Regions from separate parts of the Homo sapiens genome. Here regions 1 and 3 are each linked to region 2. Evidence: read pairs that join two places in POLR2A ChIA-PET (ENCODE). Cell type or tissue: Panc1. All regions are shown on one strand. Links, peaks and the distances in the headings refer to the core of each region. The heading gives the core; the rest is flanking DNA. Region 1 overlaps PLEKHA6 (pleckstrin homology domain containing A6). Region 2 has its middle 54 kb from the start of SNRPE. Region 3 has its middle 9.4 kb from the start of LINC00303.

The links. Peaks named below come from ENCODE experiments on the same cell type or tissue, not always from the same donor. Only the 100,000 strongest peaks of a DNase experiment are listed, where the experiment ranks them.
Region 1: POLR2A ChIA-PET joins it to region 2 with 5 read pairs; 2 of 35 experiments call an interaction of 5 or more read pairs at or near these places.
Region 3: POLR2A ChIA-PET joins it to region 2 with 7 read pairs; 3 of 35 experiments call an interaction of 5 or more read pairs at or near these places.

Annotation. Positions count from the first base shown.
Region 1 is chr1:204,351,578-204,357,610 of GRCh38, forward strand. All of the region lies in intron 1 of PLEKHA6 (pleckstrin homology domain containing A6), which reads right to left. Among named protein-coding and RNA genes, the nearest start is that of PLEKHA6, 5.3 kb to the right of the region's middle. RefSeq lists an enhancer at 5,635-6,033. In Panc1, for the core only: no CTCF peak of the experiment used is centred there; no DNase peak of the experiment used is centred there.
Region 2 is chr1:203,912,954-203,918,986 of GRCh38, forward strand. No RefSeq gene overlaps it. Among named protein-coding and RNA genes, the nearest start is that of SNRPE, 54 kb to the left of the region's middle. In Panc1, for the core only: no CTCF peak of the experiment used is centred there; a DNase peak (open chromatin) is centred at 3,178; H3K27ac peaks cover 587 bases.
Region 3 is chr1:204,047,606-204,053,638 of GRCh38, forward strand. No RefSeq gene overlaps it. Among named protein-coding and RNA genes, the nearest start is that of LINC00303, 9.4 kb to the left of the region's middle. In Panc1, for the core only: no CTCF peak of the experiment used is centred there; no DNase peak of the experiment used is centred there.

The sequences.
Region 1 (6,033 bases), core at 1,155-5,154, 440 kb after region 2:
ATTTTCTAGTACTTACTATGTGCCTAGCATGTTGTAGGTGACTTGTGTGAAGTTTCTCAATTGAGCCATACAACAATCATATTATCCTCACTTCGCAGATAGAGTGCCTGAGACTTAGAGAAGGTGAGGGACTTACTCAAGGCTGCACAGGTACTAACCAGCAGAGACAGGGTGAGGCTGTGTAGGGACCAGCTTCCTGGAATTCCTTCAGCTCCTGCCCTCCCCAAGCTCCTCCCACCAACCAATCCCAGGCCTGGTTTCAAGGTGACATTTTTAACTTTTATTAAGTTATTAAGTTTCACCATGCCCAACATGGTAAAAACTCATCTCTACTAAAAATACAAAAATTAGCCAGGCGTGGTGGTGCATGTCTGTAATCCCAACTACTCAGGAGGCTGAGGCAAGAGAATCGTTTGAACCTGGCAGGCGGAGGTTGCAGTGAGCCGAGATCTCGCCACTGCACTCCAGCCTGGGTGACAGAGTGAGACTTTGTCTCAAAAAAAAAGATTATTTAGGCCAGGTGTGGTGGCTCACACCTGTAACCCCAGCACTTCCGGAGGCCAAGGCAGACAGATCACTTGAGGCCAGGAATTTGAGACCAGCCTGGCCAACATGGTGAAACCCCATCTCTACTAAAAATACCAAAATTAGCCCGGCATGGTGGCGCATGCCTTGTAATCCCAGCTACTCAGGAGGCTGAGGCAGGAGAATTGCTTGAACCTGGGAGGCAGAGGTTGCAGTGAGCCAAGATCGCACCACTGCACTCCAGCCTGGGCCACAGAGCGAGACTCCGTCTCAAAAAAAAAAAGAAAAGAAAAAAGAAAAAAAGACTATCCAGTGCCACATGTTTTCTTCATATTATTTTATTTCATTTACTCCTTGCCGCTGCGGAGACTTCAGTCTCCTAACAGGATAGCTTAGGAAACAGAGACCCAGAGAGGTTAAGTAATTTTCCCAAGCTGAGACCCGGCTTAAGGTTTCTGCCTTGGGGAACCTCCTAGGAGAGTCTATCCTTTTCTTTTTTGGCCACCAACATATGTAGCATATGTCTGTATCATATACAGCATGGTCGTTTGCTCACTCATCTGCTCCCTTACAAGAGCGTGAGTTTAAAAATTTTTTTTTGACCGGTCACAGTGGCTCACGCCTGTAGTCCCAATACTTTGGGAGGCCGAGGCAGGAGGATCACTTGAGCCCAGGAGTTTAAGACTAGCCTGGGCAACAAAGTGAGACTCTGTCTCTACAAAAAATAAAATAATCAGCCAGGTGTGGTGGTGCATGCCTGTGGTCCCAGCTACTCAGGAGGCTGAGGTGGGAGGACTGCATGAGCCTAGGAGGTGGAGACTACAGTGAGCTATGATCATGCCACTGCATTCCAGCCTGGGGGACAGAGTGAGGCCCCATCTCAAAAATAAATAAATCAAAATAAAAATTCATTTTTGCAACCTAGTACCTGCCTGGTACATAAGGAGCATGCAGTAAGTATGTACCCAAAGCAAATGGTAGGGCCAGGCTCCCAAGTTCTACCCACCACTTAATTCCATGCTGTCTCTACCACATCACCCTGTCTCATTCACTCAGCCAATCAAAAAGCAGTTACCAACCATTTTGTGACTGGCTCTGCGTGAAACATCACAGATACAAATAAGACAAATCAGGCCATCTCTTGCCTTGAAGAAGTACAGTGGAGTGAGAGGCAAGGCTGAGGAGAACAGGGAATAAATTCCCCACCACTGCCCTCACCCAAGGCTTTCTCATGAGTGTTTCTCTGTGCCTGCTCCTTGGGGCCTAACCCTCCCATCCAAAGCTTCATATATCCAACCAACATTTGTTGAGCACCTACTATGTGCTAAGTACTGCCCTGTAATCACTCATAGTTGTGGGGAGAGTTGGCAGGATTAGAAGACAATGGAGTCAGGAATTACTGGACAGCAGAGAAGTGACTGAGAAGGTCAGAGTCCAAGAAGCAGTGGCCAGGGCCACCGGGAGCATATGGAGAACTTTAAAGAGCTTTCACATTTGATGTGATCATGGACTTTCAGGTCGCATTGCTTTATATTCACACCTACTTCCTACACCTAACTCATTTGATCCTTGGTGATAAGGGCAGGGTGGGAACTATTATTCCCATTTTAGAGATGAGGATACTGAGGCTCAGAAGGGGAAAAGCATTGGGTTAGGAGGAGGAAACCTGGGTTCTAGACCTCACTTGTCATTCAAACAGGTCTCAGCACTACGCCTCTATCACCATACTCCCACCCGCACCACCCCACCAAAGCAGGTTTTTCTTCCCTGCTCCGATCCCCTTCAATTCCCCAGTGAGACAGCCCCAGTTTCAAGTGAGGTTAGCAGGATTGCTGGATAGCCTGGATCCAGTCCCTGGATAGCCCACTGCTGCTCATGTGGTCCCAGGAACCAAGCAAAACCAGAACAATGACCGCACCACCTGAGGCTAGGTAGAATTTAAGAGGCTAATTGCAAGAATTTGTCTAATTAAAAGCAAATTGGCACCTGCAATTATAGATGCCTGTTCTTCTCAGATCATGATGAGCCAGACTGGGGGGACACAATGATGTCAGAGCTAAGGAGGGACCTCACCTCCTCCTTAAAGAGGGCCCTAGGCCACCTCACTGCAGAAGTGGAGCTCCGACTAACCCGAGGAAGACATAGCTGAAACCAGGGTGGACCAGCTACCATGAAGCCTCAGCACTGATGCATGTTTATCAGATCAGCACTGGCAGCTCCAGCTCTATTTCCTGAATTCACACGGTGAGGACCAATCCTTTACAGAGACTAAGTGGGTGACCTGGGAGGACTTGACAGTATCCCTGAATACCAGCTACCCTAAAAACATTTCCCACCAATCCACCTCAGCACCCATCTGGTCTTTGAGTTAAAGCCTTGCCTTCCGAAATATGATGTTCAGTAACTGACATTTGTGTGATTATTCTCAGTTTACAAAGCACTTCCATGTACATTACTCACCTAGGTATCAGCTAGGTAGGTGGTAGTGATACTAACCCCAGTTCTCAGGCTAGGAAGTGAAAGCTCAGAAGGATTAAGTAACTTCCACAAATCATATGGCTACTACTTGGGTCAGGATTTGAACCCATGTCTTCAAATTCCAGATGAGCCTTCTCTCCATGACCACAGCAGGAGCTAACATACGGATCATAATTAGTTTATCAGATAAGCTTGCGCTACTTTAGAAAGTGCAAAGAGGTCTCATGGGAATGAGAAATGCTGGGAAGATTTGACAAGGGAGAAATCAAGACAGGATGTGCACACGGCCGTGCAGGGGCGCGGACAGGGGCTGCAGGAGTACCAGCCCCAGTGGAGTATCCTATAAGCCATGCACCTGCCAGAAGAAGCCCCCAGCAAGTGTGCCATTCCAGGGGATTCTCCTGGAGGAAGTGGCTGCCCTGGGCATGTGTGTGGCCACCTCACCACATTCTGTGCCAGTAAGGCCACAGTTCATGTGGGGGCTCCAGGAAAGCTCAAGAAAGAACTTGAGGGTCTTTGGAGGAACAGGGGCACTTAGTCTTGAACAAGGAGACTTGGGAGGGCTTGGAGGGAGAGAGACGATTATACCTGTCTTCAGATATCTATGTTTCTCATGCAAATCAACAAGGTAATAATAACAAACACATTTATCACTTATTCTGCTCAGCAGGATTCTATGTGCTTGCATATGTAACCTCATTTATCTTCACAAGAAGCTTATGAGATAGGTAGCATTATCTTCATTTTACAAATGGAGAAACTGAGGCACAGAGAAGTAAAGCCACTGTTAGCATCATATCACTGGTAAATGGTAGATTCCAGATTCAACCTGAGTTTGACCCCATAACTACGTTTTGTTTGTTTGTTTGTTTGTTTTGAGACAGAGTCTTGTTCTGTCACCCAGGCTGGAGTACAGTGGCACGATCTCGGCTCACTGCAACCTCCGCCTCCTGGGTTCAATGGATTCTCCTGCCTCAGCCTCCCAGGTACGTGGGATTACAGGAAGCCAGCACCACACTTAGCTAATTTTTATATTTTTAACAGAGATGGGGTTTCACCATGTTGACCAGGCTGGTCTCAAACTTCTGGCTTCAAGTAATCCACCCGCTTCGGCCTCCCAAAGTGCTGGGATTACAGGCATGAGCCACTATTCCTGGCCAACTGTGATCTTAATGACTCTGCACACACTGCCTTTTAAGAAAAGCCAAAGACTCGAACACACAAATATGTTTATTACATGGACATATTATATATTGCATTGTTATTAATATGGACAATGTCACATTTGATAAGTCTCTTTTTAAAAATTGTCTCACTCCCAGTCAAACAGATGGATCGAAGCAATAAATGAAAACCATGAAAAAGTTGTAATACTCAATGTTGATGCTCATGGCACACACACACACACACACACACACACAAAAAAAATCCATTCTCAGACACAGCTGCGAGGAATGTAAATTAGTGCTTTTGAACGAGGTATTTGGCAAAATATTTTAATAATGTAGCCATTTCACTTCTAGAAATGCAACCTAAGGGAAAAAAGTATTGATATGTGTGAAGATTCAGATATTTATATGTTCATTGTAGCCTTGTTTATAAAAGTAGAAAATTGGAAATACCTAGTTTAACATAGGGGCCAAATCAACAAATAAATTGAAAAGGTATATAATGAAATATGAGACAGCCACTTTAAAATGATGCTGTAAAGGCCAGGTGTGGTGGTTCACGCCTGTAATCCCAGCACTTTGGGAGGCCGACGTGGGTGGATCACTTGAGCACAGGAGTTCAAGACCAGCCTGGCCAACGTGGCCAACTCTATCAAAAATACATAAAATTAGCCAGGTATGGTGACATGCACCTGTAGACCCAGCCACTTGGGAGGCTGAGGTAGGAGGATCGCTTGAGCCTAGGAGGTTGAGACTGCAGTGAGCAGAGATTGTACCACAGCACTCCAGCCTGGACAACAGAACAAGGCCCTGTCTCAAATAATAATAATAATATTAATAATAATAATAATGCTGTTAAAGAATATTTAATAATATGAAAAAATGCTTTCTGTTTAAGTGACAATAATACACATCTGGGCCAAAATTTTAATGATATATATGTATTGTGATAATCTAGACATACACTCATGCATGAATTCATAAAAGTACAAGTATACCAAAATTAAAATTATATATCAAACCTATGGGTAATTCTTAACTTTGCTTTAGGTTTTTCTACATTTTTAAATGACAATGTATTACTTTTACACTCACAGAATAGTAATTCTTTTAATGTACACCCTTCATCACATTAATTCTATGCCTTGGAATTTATCCTAAGTCACCCAAAACACAGAAAGAGCCTTATGAACAAAAATGTTCCTCTTGTGCTATCTGTAAAAGGAAAATAAGGTAACAACCTAAATGTCCAATATAGAAATGATCATGTAAAATATATTACATCCACACACGGACTATTATATACTATTTTAATCAAAAGAAAACTATTTTTATGACCACGTAAAAGAGAGAGGTGACTTGTTCTGCACAGCTTCAAAGAATCAGAACCAGAGGGTGGAACTTAGAAGTCGGCAGATTTTGATTCAACATAGAAGAATGTTCCAGCCACAGAGGAAGCTGCCTTGTGAGGTAATGAGCTCCCTGTCACTGAAATTATCCAAGTGAGGCTGCTGCTTCTGTCAGGGAGGCTGAGGAAGGCTCATCTGGATGTGGAGGGAGTCTGGACTAGATAGTCTCTGAGGGGCGTCTGAAGGTTGTAGGTGCTGAGCAGGAGCCCCCTGAACAGACAGATGGTCAAGGGAAGGCTTCCACTCAGCCTACCCTCAACTTCTTTTCCTTCTGCTCCCAGTTACTCTAAATGTCTCCCAAAATATAGTCTTTTTTTCCTCTCTGAATGTGCTTTAAGTGTTTGGAGACTGGCCTGCTCAAGTCCCCTCATTAAGCCCTGGCTTCCTGAGCCCGTTCGCCTCACCCCAGAGCTCAGGGGAGTGCGAATCCTGCAGCTCTTTTGTGAGGCACA
Region 2 (6,033 bases), core at 720-4,719:
ATTTGCTATCATAAAATATACACAAATCTATTATAAAGAGTTAAAATTTATCAAAACTGACATTTATACGCTGAATATGGTAACTTTCACAGTTGTGAGCAATGTAAACAGAGGTAAAGATGCATTATTCAATCATAACTGCATAAATTAACTGTTGTACATACTGTGCTGTTCTAATCATGTTTTACCCACCTCCTGTTGCTGTTGTGGTGAGGTCAAGTGTGGTTAGTATCTGTTTAAACCACCACGTGGCTCTAATCATCTCTGCATGAACAGTTCATCTCTCTAGTAAATTGTACATCACAATAAAAAATGATCTCTTGAAGTTCTAGCATATTTTTCATCATGCTTAATGCAACACCATAAACCTTGAATAACACCATGTGTCCCGTACCAAGTGCCACTAGTGACTAGAAGTGCTTCCAAGAAGCAGGAAAAAGTCCTGACATCACAAGGAAAAGCCGAATTGCTTGATGCTTACCATAGATTGAGGGCTGCAGCTGCAGTTGCCTGCCATTACAAGATAAATGAATCCAGCACAAGGACCATTGTAAAAAAAAAAAAAAAAAAGGAAAGAAAATTCACAATGCCATGGCTTTGCTATGCCAGCAGATACAAAAACTGTGCACACTTTGTGAAATACCTTTTTGTCTGGTATTGCAAATGTAGCTTTTTTTTTTTTTTTTTTTTTTTTTTTTGAGACAGAGTCTTGCTCTGTCACCCAGGTTGGAGTGCAGTGACGTGATCTCAGCTCACTGCAACCTCCACTTCCTGGGTTCAAATGATTCTCCTGCCTCGGCCTCCCACATAGCTGGTACTACAGGTGTGTGCCACAATGCCTGGTTATTATTATTTTTTTTTTTTTGTATTTTTATTAGAGAGGGGGTTTCACCATGTTGGCCAGGCTGGTCTCAAACTCTTGATCTGTTGATCCCCATGCCAAGGCCTCCCAAAGTGCTGGGATTACAGGATTACAGGCATGAGTCATTGCACCCGGCCGAAGATGGAGCTTTTATGTGGGTACAGAATTGCTGTAAGAAAGGTATTCCTATAGACTCTAATATGATTTGAGAAAAAGTGAAGTCATTACATGACAACTTAAAGCAAAAGGAAGGTGAAGGATCTAAAGCTGGAGAATTTAATGCCAGCAAAGGATGGTTTAATAATTTTGTTTGTGTGTTTGGGTTGATAATTTTAGGAAGAGGTTGGGCTTAAAAAATATCAAGATGACAAGAGAAACAGCTTCTGCCAACCTAGAAGCCACAGATGAGTTCCCAGATGCTACTGAGAAAATCATTAAGGGGAAAGGATATCTGCCGGAACAGATTTTTAATGCAGACAAATGTGTCCTATTCTGGAAAAAAAAAATTGCCAAGAAAGACATTTATTAGTAAGGAAGAGAAGTGAACACCAGGATTTAAGACAGGAAGGAATAGTCTAACTACTGTTTTGTGCAAATGCAATCAGGTTTATGATCAGAACTGCCCTTATTTATAAAGCTCCTAACCCTCGAGCCTTGAAGGGAAAAGATAAACACAAGCTGTTAGTCTTTTGGTTGCACAACAATAAGGCCTGGAAAATGAGAATCCTTTTTCTGGAGTGATTCCATCAATACTTTGGCCCTTTCTTACCTTACCAGTATGGAACTGCCTTTTAAATTTATTTTGTTATTAGACAACGCCCCTGGCCACCCAGAACCCCATGAATTCAACACCGAAGGTATCAAAGTGGTCTACCTACTCCCAAGCACAAGATTCAGCCTTTAGACTGGGGGGTCATAAGGACCTTCAAGGCTCATTAACACAGTTCTCTATGGAAAGGATTGCCAATGCTATGGAGGAAAACCCTGATGGAGAGAACATCGTGCAAGTCTGGAAGGATTACACCACTGAAGATGCCATTGTTGTTATAGGAAAAGCTGTGAAAGCCATCATGCCTGAAACAATCAATTCCTGCTACAGAAAACTGTCCGGATGTTGTGCATAACTTCACGGGATTTATGACAGAGCCATCCAAGCAAATCATGAAAGGAAGAGATTGTGGATATAGCAAAAAAAAAAAAAAAAAAAAAAAAAAAAAGCGGGGGAGGGGTGAAGAGTTTCGAGATTTGAATCTTAGAGAAATTCAAGAGCTAATTGACACCATATTATAGGAATTAACAAAAGATGACTTAATGGAGAGGCATGCTTCTGAACCAGTGCCAGATATTGAGGAAGAAGAGGTAGAAGAAGCAGTGGCAGAAAACAGACATTAAACAATGGGGCAGAAGGGTCCTGAGTGCTCAAGACTGTTTTTGACTTCTTTTATGATATAGCACTGAAACTAAAGCAAATGGTAGAAGAAGGATTGGTACCATACAGAAACAATTATAGAGGGATGAAAAAGCAAAAAGGTCAGCAATTATGATGTATTTCTTTTTTTTTTTTTTTTGAGATGGAGTCTTGCTCTGTTGCCGGGGCTGGAGTGTAGTGGCGCAATCTCAGCTCACTGCAACCTCCGCCTCCCGAGTTCAAGTGATTCTCCTGACTCAGCCTCCCATGTAGCTGGGACTACAGGTGTGTGCCACCACGCCTGGCTAATTTTTGTACTTTTAGTAGAGACGAGGTTTCACCATGTTGGCCAGGCTGGTCTTGAACTCCTGACCTCAGGTGATCCACCCACCTCAGCCTCCCAAAGTGCTGGGATTACAGATGTGAGCCACCATACCTGGCCTATACCTTTTAAATTGTGTGACTTGATTAAGGTCATATGACTAAAACAGGATCAAGTTAGGATCAAAATTCAAATCTTTGGAAAACAGGACATTTTCTTTTCCACTCTACCATGTGCCTCCACTGTAGAGAAGAAACAGCTGCAAAATCATGGCATTGGATAGGAAATGGGCCACAGAGATTGAAATTGCTTTCTCTCCTTCTTGCCCGCCTGCCTGCCTACCTTACTTTCTCCCTTCCTTATTTCTCTCCTGCCTCCCTTCCATCTTTTCTTACACTTCAATTATAAACTGTTTCAGGCAAACAGAAAACTACAGTGACTACTTTTAAAACAATGTATCCACCACAGAATACTACAGTGACTAATTTAAAAACAACGTATCCACCACTTAGCTCATCAAATCTTAACATTTGGTCATATTTACTTCAGATGTTTTGTTTGTTTATTTTTAAGAAGTTAAACATTTACATATATAGTTGAATCCATTTTGTACCCTTCTGATAAAATCTTTTTCTTTCTCTGTAACCATGTCCGTTATCTTTTTTTTTTTTTTTTTTTTTTTTTTTTGAGACAGAGTCTTGCTCCATCACACAGGCTGGAGTACAGTGGCATGATCTCGGCTCACTGCAACCTCCGCCTCCTAGGTACAAGCGATTCTCCTGCCTCAGCCTCCCGAGTAGCTGGGACTGCAGGTGTCTGCCACCGTACCTGGCTAATTTTGTATTTTTAGTAGAGATGGAGTTTCACCATGTTGGCCAGGATTTTCTTGAACTCCTGACGTTGTGATCCGCCCACCTCGGCTTCTCAAAGTGCTCGGATTACAGGCGTGATCTTAGTATATATTATATTCTTGCATAGTTTAATACATTTGTTATATGCTATAATATATGATTGTGTTCTGCCTGTTTCTAAAGTTTATTTAAATGGTGTCATATTATAAATATTCTGAAAATTGCTTTTTCTATTCAAGATTATTTTTTAATATTTATCCATATTGGTATATGTAACTCTAGCATATTCATCTTAACTATTGACTTTTTTTATTGAACGTGCTTGAATTTATATTCATCTAGTTATCTAGTTATCTACTGATGAACGTTTAGATTATTTCTAATTTTCTCTATTACCACAATGCTGCAAAGAATATTCTTGTACATTTCTTATTGTACATACATGCAATAGTTCTCCAGAATATTTCTACTTAGGAGTAGAATTTTTGGTCATATGTTACATGCATCTTCAACTTTATTAGTTATTGCCAAATCACTCCCCAAAGTGGTTTTACCAGTTTACCTTCTACTAGCAGTGTATAAGTTTCCAATTCTTTATATGCTCACCAATATTTAGTTTTGTAAGACTTTAACTTGATTTTCAGGCCAGGCACAGTGGCTCACGCCTGTAGTTCCAGCACTTTGGGAGGCTGAGGTGGGAGGATTGCTTGGGGCCAGGAGTTCAAGACCAGCCTGGACAACATGGTGAGACCCAGTTGCTACAACAAGTTTAAAAATTAACCAAGTGTGATGACATGCACGTGAAGTCCCAGTTACTGGGGAGGTTGAGGCAGGAGGATTGCTTGAGTCCATAGGTTCGAGGCTGCAGTGAGCTATGATTGTGCCACAAGCATTCCAGCCTTGGTGACAGAGTGAGACCTTGTGCCTAACAATAACAACAACAACAACAACAACAAAAATACGATTTTTAGGCCGGGCATGGTGGCTCAAACCTGTAATCTCAGCACTTTGGGAGGCCAAGGTGGGCAGATCACCTGAGCTCAGGAGTTTGACACCAGCCTGGCCAACATGGTGAAACCCTGCCTGTACTAAAAATACAAAAATTAGCTGGGTGTGGTGGTGCACACCTGTAATCCTAGCTACTCAGGAGACTGAGGCAAGAGAATCACTTAAACCCAGGAGGCGGAGGTTGCAGTGAGTGGAGATCACGCCACTGCACTCCAGCCTGGGCAACAGAGCGAGACTCTGTCTCAAAAAAAAAACAAAAAAACATGATTTTTGATCTGAAGAATACGAATGAAACCTAACTGTTGTTTTAATTTGTATCTCTCTTACTAGTAGAGAGGTAGAGCATCTTTTCTTGTGTTTATTGGCTATTTGAGTTTTCTGTTTTGCAAATTGCTTGTTCATCTCTTTTGCCTGTTTTTTCTCTTAAGTTACTTTTCATTTTCTTATTGATTTGTATGGATTCTTTTTATATCTTAAATATTAATTCTTTGTCAGTTATATTTATTACAATTATATTATCTTAGCCTGTGGCTTGTTTAGCACCTTATTTATGGTGTCTTGTTTTACAGAAGTTTAAATCTGTGACACTGTTAAAATTTTTGGTCTCTTTCCTTAAGGTTTGTTCCCAAGATCATAAAAATATTCTCTAATATTCTCTTCTAAAAATGTTAATATTTTGATTTTGATATTTAAATCTTTATCTACGTTTTTCTTTTTGTACATGATATAAAATAGGGATTTATTATAATTTTTCAATTACGGATTTTTTTTTTTTTTTGAGACCAAGTCTCGCTCAGTCGTCCAGTCTGGAGAGCAGTGGCGCGATCTCGGCTTACTGCAAGCTCCACCTCCCGGATTCACACCATTCTTCTGCCTCAGCCTCCCGAGTAGCTGGGACTACAGGCACCTGCCACTACGCCCAGCTAATTTTTTTGTATTTTTAGTAGAGACGGGGTTTCACCATGTTAGCCAGGATGGTCTTGATCTCCTGACCTCATGATCCACCCAATTACAGATTATTGATTATTCTAATATAATGTTTTCAATAATCTATTTTTTTTGCTACAAAATTTGTAATGCCACCTTCATTATGTTTTCATGGGTCTATGCCTAGCTCTCTATTCGACTCACTGGCAGGTTTGACAATTCTTTTTTTTTTTTTTTTTTTAATTATTTTTTTATTGATCATTCTTGGGTGTTTCTCGCAGAGGGGGATTTGGCAGGGTCACAGGACAATAGTGGAGGGAAGGTCAGCAGATAAACAAGTGAACAAAGGTCTCTGGTTTTCCTAGGCAGAGGACCCCACGGCCTTCCGCAGTGTTTGTGTCCCTGGGTACTTGAGATTAGGGAGTGGTGATGACTCTTAACGAGCATGCTGCCTTCAAGCGTCTGTTCAACAAAGCACATCTTGCACCGCCCTTAATCCATTTAACCCTGAGTGGACACAGCACATGTTTCAGAGAGCACAGGGTTGGGGGTAAGGTCACAGATCAACAGGATCCCAAGGCAGAAGAATTTTTCTTAGTACAGAACAAAATGAAAAGTCTCCCATGTCTACCTCTTTCTACACAGACATGGCAAC
Region 3 (6,033 bases), core at 1,265-5,264, 140 kb after region 2:
AATGCACCGTTTTTATTTTATTTCATTGGAGATAGCATCTCACTTTGTCAGCAAGGCTGGAGTGCAGTGGTATGACTATAGCTCACTGCAGCCTCACTTCCTTGCCTCAAGCCATCCTCCTGCCTCAGCCCCCTGAGTACTTGGGACCACAGGTATATGCCACCATGCCCAGCTAATTTTCTTTCTTTCTTTCTTTCTTTTGTATGAAGGGGTCTCGCTATGTTGCCCAGGTTAGTCTTGAACTCCTGGCCTCAAGCAATCCTCCCTCCTTGGCCTCCCAAAGCACTGGGATTACAGATATGAGCCATCACACCTGGCCGAAATATACCAGATTCAAGTATACAGTTCGATGGGTTTTGACAAATATATAAACCCATGTAAACAGCACCACAATCTAGATATAAAACGTTTCTCTAAAAGTTCCCTCCTGCATCATTGCAGCCAGTCTCTCTGCAGCTACTGGCCCCAGGCAACCACTGATCTGGTTTCTGTCACTATTGAATAGTTTTGCAAATCTGAGATTTTCATATAAATGAACACATAGAATATGGGCTCTTTTGTGTGTGGCTTTCCTCAGTTGTTGCATGTACCAGTAGTTTGTTTCTTTTTATCGTTGAGTAGATTCTACTGTGTAGCTAGCTATACCACAGTTTGTTTATTCATTCACTTGTTGGTGGACATTTTGATTGTTTTCAGTTTGGGGCTGTGATGAAGAAAGCTTCCTTCAACATTTGTGTACAAGTCTTTGTGGATACAGCCAGACACGGTGGCTCACGCTTGTAATCCCAGCACTTTGGGAGGCCAAGGCAGGCGGATCACCTGAGGTCAGAAGCTCAAGACCAGGCTGGCCAACATGGCGAAACCTTGTCGTTACTAAAAAATACAAAAATTAGCCAGGCATGGTGGCGGGCACCTGTAATCCCAGCTACTCAAGAGGCTGAGGCAAAGAGAATTGCTTGAACCCAGGAGGCAGAGGTTGCAGTGAGCTGAGATTGCGCCACTGCACTCCAGCCTAGGTGACAGAGCGAGACCCTGTCTCAAAAAAAAACAAGTCTTTGTGGATACATATTTACATTTGTTTTAGGTATGTATCCAGCAGGGGAATTGTTGAATCTTGTGCTAAGTGTATGTTAACTTTATAAGAAATTGTGGCTAGGTGCAGTGGCTCATGCCTGTAATCCCAGCACTTTGGGAGGCTGAGGTGGGAGAATTGCTTGATCTCAGGAGTTTGAGACCAGCCTGGGCAACATAGTGAGACCTGGTCTCTACTAAAGTTTTTAAAAATTAAAAAAAATTAGCCAGGCATGGGGGTGTGCACCTGTGGTCCCAGCTACTTGGGAGGCTGATGTGGGAGGATCGCTTGAGCCCAGGAGGTCAAGGCCACACTGATCCGTGATCGTGCCACTGCACTCTAGCCTGGGGGACAGAGCAAGAACCTGTCTCAAAAAAAAAAAAAAAAAAAAAAAGAAGAGAAAAAAGAAAAAGAAATAGAAAAGAAAAAAAGAAATTGCCAAATTATTTTTCAAAGTGTCTGCAACATTTCAGGCATCCCCAGCAACTTATGAGAGTTCCAGTTGCTCTACATCTTTGTGCACTTTTGGTATTATCCATCTTTTTTCTTTTCTTTTTTTGAGGCAGTCTCTTTTTTTGAAAAAAATTTAATTTAATTTAATTTAATTTTAAGTTGTGGGATACAGCTGCAGGCTGTGCAGGTTTGTTACATAGGTAAACCTGTGCCATGGTGGTTTGCTGCACCTGTCAACCCATCACCTAGGTTTTTTTTTTTTTCCGAGACAGAATCTTGCTCTGTCACCCAGGCTGGAGTGCAGTGGCATGGATCTCGGCTCACCACAACCTCCACCTCCCAGGTTCAAATGATTCTCCTGCCTCAGTCTCCCGAGTAGCTGGGATTACAGGCGTCTGCCACCACACCCAGCTAAGTTTTGTATTTTTAGTATAGACAAGGCTTCACCATATTGGCCAGGCTGGTCTGGAACTCCTGACCTCATGATCCACCTGCCTGGGCCTCCCAAAGTGCTGGGATTACAGGCATGAGCCACCACGCTCGGCCATTGCCTAGGTATTAAGCCCTGCATGCATTAGGTATTTATCCTGATGCTCTCCCTCCCCCCATCCACCAACAGGCCTCGGTGTGTGTTGTTCCTCTTCTTGTGTCCATGTGTTCTCATTGTTCAGCTCCCACTTGTAAGTGAGAACATGCGGTGTTTGGTTTAGTGTTCTTGTGTTAGTTTGGGGCAGGCTCTTGCTCTGTCACCTAGGCTTGAGTGCAGTGGTGTGACCATAGCTCACTGCAACCTCAACCTTCCAGGCTCAAGCGATCCTCCTGTCTCAGCCTCCCAAGAAGCTGAGACCACAGGCTCGTGTCAACAAGGCTGGCTAATTTTTTAAGTTTTTGTAGAGATGGGGTCTCTCTACATTGCCCAGGCTTGTCTCGAATTCCTGGGCTCAGGCGATCTTCCTGCCTTGGCCTCCCAAAGTGCTGGAATTACAGGCGTTAGCCACCGTGCCTGGCCTCCATCTTTTTTCCTTTAATCATTCTACTGGGAGTGTAGTAAAGTCTCATTGTGGGTTTAATTTGCATTTCCTTGATAATTAATGATGTTTTTAAATTTTATTTTATTATTATTATTATACTTCAAGTTTTAGGGTACATGTGCACAACGTGCAGGTTAGTTACATATGTATACATGTGCCATGCTGGTGTGCTGCACCCATTAACTCGTCATTTAGCATTAGGCATATCTCCTAATGCTATCCCTCCCCCCTCCCCCCACCCCACAACAGTCCCCGGTGTGTGATGTTCCCCTTCCTGTGTCCATGTGTTCTCATTGTTCAATTCCCACCTATGAGTGAGAACGTGCAGTGTTTGGTTTTTTTGTCCTTGCAATTAATGATGTTTAATGTGCCTATTTGTCATTCATATATCTTTTTTGGTGAAATGACTGTTCAAATCTTTTGTCCATTAAAAACAATTGGGTTGGCAGGGTGCGGTGGTTCATGCCTGTAATTCCAGCACTTTAGGAAGCTGAGACGGGCAGATCACTTGAGATCAGGAGTTTTTGACCAGCCTGGCCAACATGGTGAAACCCCATCTCCACCTCCACTAAAAATACAAAAATTAGCCAGGCGTGATGGCACACGCCTGTAATCCCAGCTACTCGGGAGGCTGAGACAGGAAAATCGCTTGAACCTGGGAGACAGAGGTTGCAATGAGCCAAGATCATACCACTGCACTCCAGCCTCGGTGACAGAGCGAGATTCTGTCTCAACAAAACAAAACAAAACAATTGGATTACTTGTCTTCTTTTTATTGAATTATAAGTGTTCTTTATATATTCTGGATATGAATTCTTTGTCTGACATATGCATTGTAAATATTTCTCCCAGGTTGTGACCTGTGACTTCCCTGTTTTGTTTTTGTTTTTGTTTTTTGTTTTTTGTTTTTTTTGAGACAGAATCTCGCTCTATCGCCCAGGCTGGAGTGCAATGGCACGATCTCGACTCATTGCCACCTCCGCCTCCCGGGTTCAGGCGATTCTTCTGCCTCAGCCTCCCGAGTAGCTGGGATTACAGGCATGTGCTACCATGCCTGGCTAATTTTTGTATTTTTAGTAGAGACAGGTTTCACCATGTTGGCCAGGCTGGTCTTGAACTCCTGACCTCAGGTAATCCACCCGCCTCCACCTCCCAAAGTGCTGGGATTACAGGCATGAGCCAACACGACTGTCCTGACTTCCCTGGTTTTTTTTTTTAGAGGCAAGTTCTCACTCTGTCCCCCAGGCTGGAGTGCAGTGGTACAATCATAGCTCACGGCAGCCTCCAACCCCTGGGCTCAAGAAATCCTCCCACCTCAACCTCCCTAGTAGCTAGGACTATAGGCACGTGCCCCCATGTCTGGCCTCTTTTCATTTTCTGAAAGTGTGAAGAGCAGAAGATTCAAATTTCAACAGAGTCAGGCTTATTGTTTCCTTTATGGTGAATGCTTTTGGTGTCCTAAGAAACCACCGCCTACCCCAAAGTCAGAAAAAAATTTCTTTTATGTTTTCTTTTAGAATTTTACCATTTTAGCTTATATTTTTAGCTCTGTGATCCTTTTCTAGTTTATTTTTGTGTGTATTATGAGGAAGGGGTCAAGGTATATTTTTTTCCCCCTAAGACTATATAGTTGTTCTAGTATCATTTGTTGAAAAGATATCCTTTCCTCTTTAAACTACCCTGGCACATTTGTAAAAAAATCAATTGACAAAACATGTGTGGATCTATTTCTGGACTCTGTTCTGCTTTATTGATCTGTGTGTCCACCCTTATGCCAATACCATACTTGACTTGATTACTGTAGCTGTACAGTAGGTTTTGAAGTCAGGTGATATGAGTCCTATTTTGCTCTTCTTTGTCAAGATAGTTTTGGATATCCTAGGCCCTTTGAGTTTCCACATAAATTTTAGAATTAGCTTGTCAATTTCTGCAAAAATTACTGGATAATTATTATTGGGATTGTATTGAATCTATATATCAATTTTGGGAGAATTAACATTTTAACAATATTGAGTCGGCCGGGCATGGTGGCTCACGCCTGTAATCCCAGCACTTTGGGAGGCCGAGGTGGGCCTCAGGATCACCTGAGGTCGGGAGTTCGAGACCAGCCTGACCAACATGGAGAAACCCCGTCTCTACTAAAAATACAAAATTAGCCAGGCGTGGTGGCACATGCCTGTAATCGCAGCTAGTAGGGAGGCTGAGGCAGGAGAATCGCTTGAACGTGGGAGGCAGAGGTTGTGGTGAGCCGAGATCGTGCCATTGCACTCCAGCCTAGGCAACAAGAGCGAAACTCCAACTCAAAAAAAAAGAAAAAGAAACACAATATTGAGTCTTCCTATTTGATGGGTAATTTTAGGTGTCAACTTGACTAGATTAAGGGTACCTAGAAACCTGATAAAGCATTATGTTTGGGTGTGTCTGTGAAGGTGTTTCTGTGTGAGCTACTGCGCCTGACCAACAGTTCTAATATTAAATATTGAAATAAATGTGAGCTCTACATACATTTAAAAAAGATTAGGGCTAGGAGTAGTAGCTCATGCCTGTAATCCCAGCACTTTGGGAGGCCAGGGAGGACCACTTGAGGCCAGAAGTTCAAGACCAGCCTGAGCAAGAACCCATCTCTACAAAAAAATTAAAAATTAGCTGGATATGGTAATGCGCACCTGTAGTTCTAGCTATTCAGGAAGCTGAGACAGCAGGATCGCTTGAGGCCAAGAGTTCGAGGCTGCAGTGAGCTATGATCACACCACTGCACTGCACTCCAGCCTGGGCGACAGAGTGAGACCCTGTCTCTAATAATAACAATAGTAGTAATGTTTGTAGGGCTGGGAGCATTGGCTCATGCCTGTAATCCCAGCACTTTGGGAGGCTGAGGCAGGCAGATCACTTGAGGTCAGGAGTTTGAAATCAGCCTGGCCAATATGGTGAAACCCCACCTCTGCCAAAAATACAAAATTAGCCAGGCATGGTGGTGCGCGCCTGTAATCCCAGCTACTCGGGTAGCTGAGGCAGGAGAATTGTGTGAACCTGGCAGGTGGAGGTTTCAGTGAGCTAAGATTGTGCCACTGCATTTCAGCATGGGTGACAGAGTGAGACTTGGTCTCAAAATAATAATAATAATGATAATGTTTGTAAGAATAAAAAATAGTAAGACATTTAAAAATTAGATGTGGCTGGGTGCGGTGGCTCATGCCTGTAATCCCAGCACTTTGGGAGGCTGAGGCAGGCAGATCACTTGAGTTCAGGAGTTTGAAATCAGCCTGGCCAATACGGTGAAACCCCACCTCTGCCAGAAATACAACATTAGCCAGGCATGGTGGTGCGCGCCTGTAATCCCAGCTACTCGGGTAGCTGAGGCAGGAGAATTGTGTGAACCTGGCAGGTGGAGGTTTCAGTGAGCTAAGATTGTGCCACTGCATTTCAGCATGGGTGACAGAGTGAGACTTGGTCTCAAAATAATAATAATAATGATGA